Regions from separate parts of the Homo sapiens genome. Here region 1 is linked to region 2. A link is a contact called in ENCODE Hi-C or POLR2A ChIA-PET data. All regions are on one chromosome and are shown on one strand. The core of a region is the stretch at or near the end of the contact, and the rest is flanking DNA. Distances in the headings are between cores, read along the strand shown.

Region 1 (3,057 bases), core at 520-3,019, 290 kb after region 2:
AGTGTTTGTGTCCCTGGGTACTTGAGATTAGGGAGTGGTGATGACTCTTAACGAGCATGCTGCCTTCAAGCATCTGTTTAACAAAGCACATCTTGCACCGCCCTTAATCCATTTAACCCTGAGTGGACACAGCACATGTTTCAGAGAGCACAGGGTTGGGGATAAGGTCACAGATCAACAGGATCCCAAGGCAGAAGAATTTTTCTTAGTACAGAACAAAATGAAAAGTCTCCCATGTCTACTTCTATCCACACAGACCCGGCAACCATCCGATTTCTCAATTTTTTCCCCACCCTTCCCGCCTTTCTATTCCACAAAACTGCCATTGTCATCATGGCCCATCCCCAATGAGCCGCTAGGCACACCTCCCAGACGGGGTCGTGGCCGGGCAGAGGGGCTCCTCACTTCCCAGTAGGGGCGGCCGGGCAGAAGCGCCCCCCACCTCCCGGATGGGGCGGCTGGCCGGGCAGAGGGGTCCTCACTTCCCAGTAGGGGCGGCCGGGCAGAGGCGCCCCTCACCTCCCGGATGGGGCGGCCGGCCGGGCGGGGGGCTGACCCCCCCACCTCCCTCCCGGACAGGGCGGCTGGCCGGAAGTCTTAATGCAGACAGCATTATCAGTGTGTTCAAAAGACACGTAGACACGTTTTGCCTATAGACAAATGGGCAAAAGGAAACCCAGCTTTCTCAAATGAAGCACAAGTGGGCCTTAATTATGTGAAAAGGTGTTCAAGTTCATCATTAAACAGGGAAAGGAAAAGTTAAAATCATGCTGAGATATCTTTCATAGAAATGGCAAAAAGCAGGAAGTGCCACGTGTGGGCAGAGAGGAAGCACAGGAACTCTCACAAATGGCAGGTGTCATCGTAGACCAACACAACCACTTTGGAGAGCAGTTTGACTTTCCCCAGTTAAACTGAACATGTGAGCGGCCGGGCGTGGTGGCTCATGCCTGTAATCCCAGCAGTTTGGGAGGCCGAGGCGGGCGGATTGCCTGAGCTCAGGAGTTCAAGACCAGCCAGGGCAACACGGTAAAACCCCGTCTCTACTAAAATACAAAAAATTAGCTGGGCGTGATGGTGTGTGCCTGTAATCCCAGCTACTTGTGAGGCCGAGGCAGGAGAATTGCTTGAACCAGGGAGCAGGAGGTTGCAGTGAGCCGAGATCGCACCACTGCACCCCAGCCTGGGCGACAGAGTCCCCCTCCCCCACCAAAAAAACAACAAGTGAGCATCCTGCAACCTAGCAATGCCATTGTTGAACAAGTTCAAAGATGTTCTTAGCCTTATTAGTCCCAAAAGGAAGAAAAAAATGGAGGATTTGAGAATGTTCTTAGCTTTATTGCTAAGCGGAGAAAGAAAAACAACACATACCAAAAAAAAAAAAAAAAAAAAAAAAAAAAAAAAAAAAAACCTGGGTGGGAAATTAGGGCCATGTGGCATGAAAAGGAAGACCCAGGGGAAGTGTGGCCCATCTAGGGGTGTGGCTACTGCAGTGATCCAGCTGTATCACTGAACTTCCCTGGCATCATAGAGTTATATTGTGCCATTTATGGAAAAACTCTCCCCACTGCTCTTGGCTTTGACAGTAGGAATCAGGTTATATATGGTCTCTCGGTTTGAAGATATTTGTCATTAAAAACCAGAACAAGGGCTCTGAGATAGGGTCCTTTCCTGACCTACTCTGGTAAAGTCTTTATCCTCAGGATGCAAGGATACCACCCTCTTCCTGTGGAAAGTGTCGAATCACATGCAGAGCTCTAAGTCTTTCAGTTACTTTGGAGTGCAGAACCATTTCAGGTAAGGCCAAATATTTTAAACATTAGTATAGGAAATTAGAGGGCTCTTTAGTCTGTGTGTGCATGAGAAGTAAAATTGCACGAGAAGCAATTTATGTAAAATTTCGCTTAGGAAACATTGTTTTGGCAGGTTAGTAGTATGGTGTGCATTTCCCAGAAAATTCAGTGCCGTGAGTATTACCTTTAGTTAAGCATCTTAGAAATAGTAGCTCTTTATGGCTAAGTCAGAAATACTACCCTCAAATTCTATGTGACCCTAGTTATACTGTTGAGCCTTTCTGTGCCTCTGTGCCTTCATCCTTGAATCGGGGATAATATACTTACCTCCTAAGGTTATTGTAAGGATTAAATGCATGTAGTATAAATAAAGAGCTGAGAACAATGCATGGCGTAAAGTGATAGGTATTATTATATGCTTTTGTTGGCTGTTGATTGAAGGTGTTCGCTGTTTTGGGGGTGTCCTTTAATAGAGTAACTTGGTACTGTGGAAATAGCATGATTGTGAGCAAAAGAATCAGATGGTGGTGGCTGCAGACTTTGCTGTTCCCTTCTTGACTGTTGGTTATAGCCAATGCAGGGTAAGTTATAAAGTCAAGAGCAGAGCCGTTTTCACAATGGACATTGCTTTGTGATGTCTGTGAGCTTGAATGTGAGAATGATTATTTTAATTCTCTATGTAAGGACTTTAAAGTATTGGCTATTCGGTAGCTTGAAAACTCTGTAATCTCAATGCTTTAAACTGAGAGTGGAAAATCAATAAAGCAAAAGCATGAGGCCACGCAGTGTAGAATGAGTGTCTTTTCACCACGTAGGGAAATCTGTAGTCCTAAGAAAAGAGGGAGTGAGAATTCTGGCGAAAGGATTGTGCCTCTGCACAAAGTGCAGGATCCCAGGGTTCAGTACAGGCGCGAACGCTCCTGTGTGTTGACCACACTCCCACGGTTGCTTTTTCAGACATGCTGAGGGGGACTCTACTGTGCGCGGTGCTCGGGCTTCTGCGCGCCCAGCCCTTCCCCTGTCCGCCAGCTTGCAAGTGTGTCTTCCGGGACGCCGCGCAGTGCTCGGGGGGCGACGTGGCGCGCATCTCCGCGCTAGGCCTGCCCACCAACCTCACGCACATCCTGCTCTTCGGAATGGGCCGCGGCGTCCTGCAGAGCCAGAGCTTCAGCGGCATGACCGTCCTGCAGCGCCTCATGATCTCCGACAGCCACATTTCCGCCGTTGCCCCCGGCACCTTCAGTGACCTGATAAAACTGAAAAC
Region 2 (3,074 bases), core at 306-2,805:
CGCTTGAGGCGTTTAAATTCCGCCAGCGCGTTGGCCGACGTCTGGTAGAGCAGCAGGGCCATGGCCTGCGCCTTTTCGGGCTTGGACACCAGCACGGCGTGGCAGCGCAGCATCACGGCCTTGTGCTTCAGCTCGTGCCGGTACACCCAGGCGAAGACCTTGGGCAGCCGCGCGTCGGCCACGCAGTAGGTGACGCGGTGCAGCAGGTAGAGGTGGCCCGGGCGGCGCAGCGCGCGCTCCTCGGCGTGCACCATGCGGATACCCTGCGCACTCACCGTCAGCTTCATCTTGGTGCCCTGACGGCCCGCCTCGCTCTTGCTCCAGATCTTGCCCACAGCAAGGTCGGTGCAGCCGTCGCCGCGCGCCTGGATGGTGGTGGCATTGCCCAGGTAGAGCACGGTGTAAGTTGGGTCCTCGCTAGTGATGTGCAGCTTCTTGCGCTTGGAGCGGAACATGCTGCCCACCCGGCTAAGCGCGCCTTCGGGGCACGCCCGCGCCAGCGAGCTGAGCGCCGAGTAGTGCAGGCTCACAGCGTAGCCCTTGGGCTTGGACGCCTGCCGCGGCGGCGCCTCGGCCAGCAGCTCGAACTTGTGCTTCTTCCACGGCAGCATCTCCGGAGGGCGCCCCGGCGCAGCTGGGCGGCGGCGGCGGCGGAGCGCCGGGTGCGAGGCCCGCTGAGCCACCGGCCCCTGCCAGGCTCGGCCCGGGCAAGATCGAAGAATAAAACTACTGGGAGCGGCCCTGTGGTAGGGAGTTGGGGGGAGGGGAGCAGAGAGAGTGCTTAGGAACCCCGCAGGAGGTGCGGGTAAATTCTCTAAAAAAGAAAATATTCAGCTTCGAGTGTGCAAAAAAGGTTGGTGCGGGGGAGACACGCGCGCACACAGAATTACCCCAGCCTGGGCAAGGGCGAGAGCAAAGAGTCTCAGGCAAGCAACAAAATGCAAGGGAGAAAGAACGAGCGTAGAGTGGAAAATGTCAGGAAAAAAGCTAGAAGCGCGCGTGCAAATAAAGAGAGCCCCAGCAACAGCACCCGGGATGGTGCAAGAATATGCAGGAACTCCTCGGCGAACGTGAGGTGGGTCCCCTAACACACACAACCCTCAGGACTGGGGCCAAAACCCGCGGAAACTCTACAGCGAGTGTGCCTAGGGGCCGGTGCTCCCCACCTCCGAGGGGTGCTGGAGATGGAAAGCCCCCCGTTTGGGCTGGTCTCAAGTCAGCAGCTCGCCCAAAGTGCGGTCGGATGCTGGGTCCGGCTGGCCGCGGCGGGCCCCGCGCAGCAGTCCCGCGGGGACTCACTGCATCTTCGCTCCGCCGGACGCCGGGGACTCGCGCTCGGCCCGCTCAGTGTCCGGGCTGGCCTGGCCGAGACGGCGCTGGGCTCCGAGAACAGGGGACGGGCATGGCCGGGTCCGGGAACCGCCGCTACCTCATTTCTTCCCTCCGAGGCGGTGTCCAGCTCCGCTCCCGGGCTCTCCACGGTCTGCTGCCCGCCTTTGCAGTGCGCCCTCTCCGGTGCTGCGAGCGGCGTCCGGCTCGCCTGCCTCACATCCTTGCCGTCCGGGAGGAAGATCTCGGGTAAATATAGGCCGGCGCGAACCATTCGCCGCGCGGGGACAGGGGAGGAGCAGAGAAGAGGATCTGTTTTGGGCTCCGACTCCGGGCGGATTCCTGGTTTCTTAAAGGGACCGCGTGACAGCCATTGGTCGAGGGAGCGGGGAGACCGGTCCAATCCTCCAATTACATCCCAAATTTACCAGCATCTCTTTTGTCTATGGAAATCACTGGGACCTGGGGTTACCCCGCAGCAAAAAGATTTGAATCCTGACACTCCACCCCCCAGGCTGAATTGCCACTCACTGAATACATGTATGTCTAGATCGAAACTTCTGAGGGAGGTGGCAGAAGATGAGATTACAGATTATAATTTCCTGTACAAAAAGTTTGGGAAAATAGTGGTTTCTTCCTTGTGTGACGGCTTTCTGAGAATGACTGGGTGCTGTTTAATATTATTTTCAGAATTGTATTCCATTAAAGAAAAGAGAGAGGCACAGAAAACACCAAGGCTTATCTCTCACTATCTTGAGCTCGTATTCACAGGTAAGCAGCAGACAGTGTAAAGTGAGGTGAGTGGTAACATGATTGGGGTGACTACTGTAGAATACCGTCAATGAATAAGGCTTTTCCCCGTCCGAACCCCGGCAAGACCCCCTCCTGCTGTCAGGCCTCAGGGTAGAGCAGTTTTCTGAGATACACACAATTTCTAATGCTCGTGTGTCGTTAGGACTTAGTTTACTTTGGCAAGCCGGTCATGCGGTTTCATTCTATCATTGACATATTTTGGATGAGAATTCCTAGTAAAAATTCAAATGACGTTTTTTATTTAAGTGACAAATAATGCCAGGCCACCCTCCAATGGGAGTGATAATTGCATCAGTATTGCTTTTATCATGTGCCAACTGGACAGTGTAGTTGTCTTCTGACCGGCTTGACCCTTAGCCAGTAACTCATTTCTGGGCCCTTGAAACAGCCTGCTTGCCTCTATGGTATGGTCAGTCAAAGCAAAAAGACGTATGGCTGGAGTGGGATCAATGTCCGAATGATCCTGCATCAAACTCCCAGCCTGGTCCTGGAGGAGGACAGTGATCCCTTCCCACCATCCCAGTCCCCTGGGGATCTTTGATGTCTCTGGCTTCCACGCCAGGTCTTCATGCCAGAGTCACTGCAACCATACCTGGAAATTCCCTTGGGATATTCCAACAAAATAAAACTGACCCCTGCCCACCCTCTACCTTTGCCAACTTTTAACCTTCCTTTGAAATCTAACTCAATTTTCTCAGAGTCGTTGATGCTGAGTTTCCATTTAAGTTACTTTGCTGAGTTTCCATTTAAGTTACTTTTCTGACTACCTTTTGGTGCCCGGCCCTGAGCTAGGAGCAGACGGGATTCCTGCCTCCTAGTCCAATGAAGGTTGTAAACTCTACCCAACTCTGGGTTTCCACTGGACTGTGGGTTCTCTGCAAGTACCCTGTATCCCCAATATGGTACAAATAGGCACTCAGTAACTAGAATTA

What was found. Hi-C counts contacts between places; a loop is a spot of excess contacts on that map. ChIA-PET counts read pairs that join two places held with the same protein, here RNA polymerase II (POLR2A). Pooled maps may share reads with other maps.
Region 1: a pooled map shows a loop between it and region 2 (7-fold over the local background). The contact joins the promoter of GP5 here to the promoter of FAM43A in region 2. A Hi-C loop is called at or near these places in 3 of 50 pooled maps. POLR2A ChIA-PET finds 5 or more read pairs at or near these places in 3 of 52 experiments (CD4-positive, alpha-beta T cell, GM10248 and naive thymus-derived CD4-positive, alpha-beta T cell).

What each region holds. Positions count from the first base shown.
Region 1 is chr3:194,397,978-194,401,034 of GRCh38, reverse strand. It overlaps GP5 (glycoprotein V platelet), which reads left to right and starts at 1,769. Exons shown (of 2, transcript NM_004488.2): 1 at 1,769-1,797; 2 at 2,751-3,057. The coding sequence starts at 2,753. RefSeq lists enhancers at 1-385, 386-939.
Region 2 is chr3:194,684,364-194,687,437 of GRCh38, reverse strand. It overlaps FAM43A (family with sequence similarity 43 member A), which reads right to left and starts at 1,555. Exons shown (of 1, transcript NM_153690.5): 1 at 1-1,555. The coding sequence starts at 611. It overlaps LOC124909474, which reads left to right and starts at 529. Exons shown (of 3, transcript XM_047449428.1): 1 at 529-1,578; 2 at 2,020-2,100. The coding sequence starts at 1,185. RefSeq lists enhancers at 1-208, 209-714, 1,466-1,825 and a silencer at 536-725.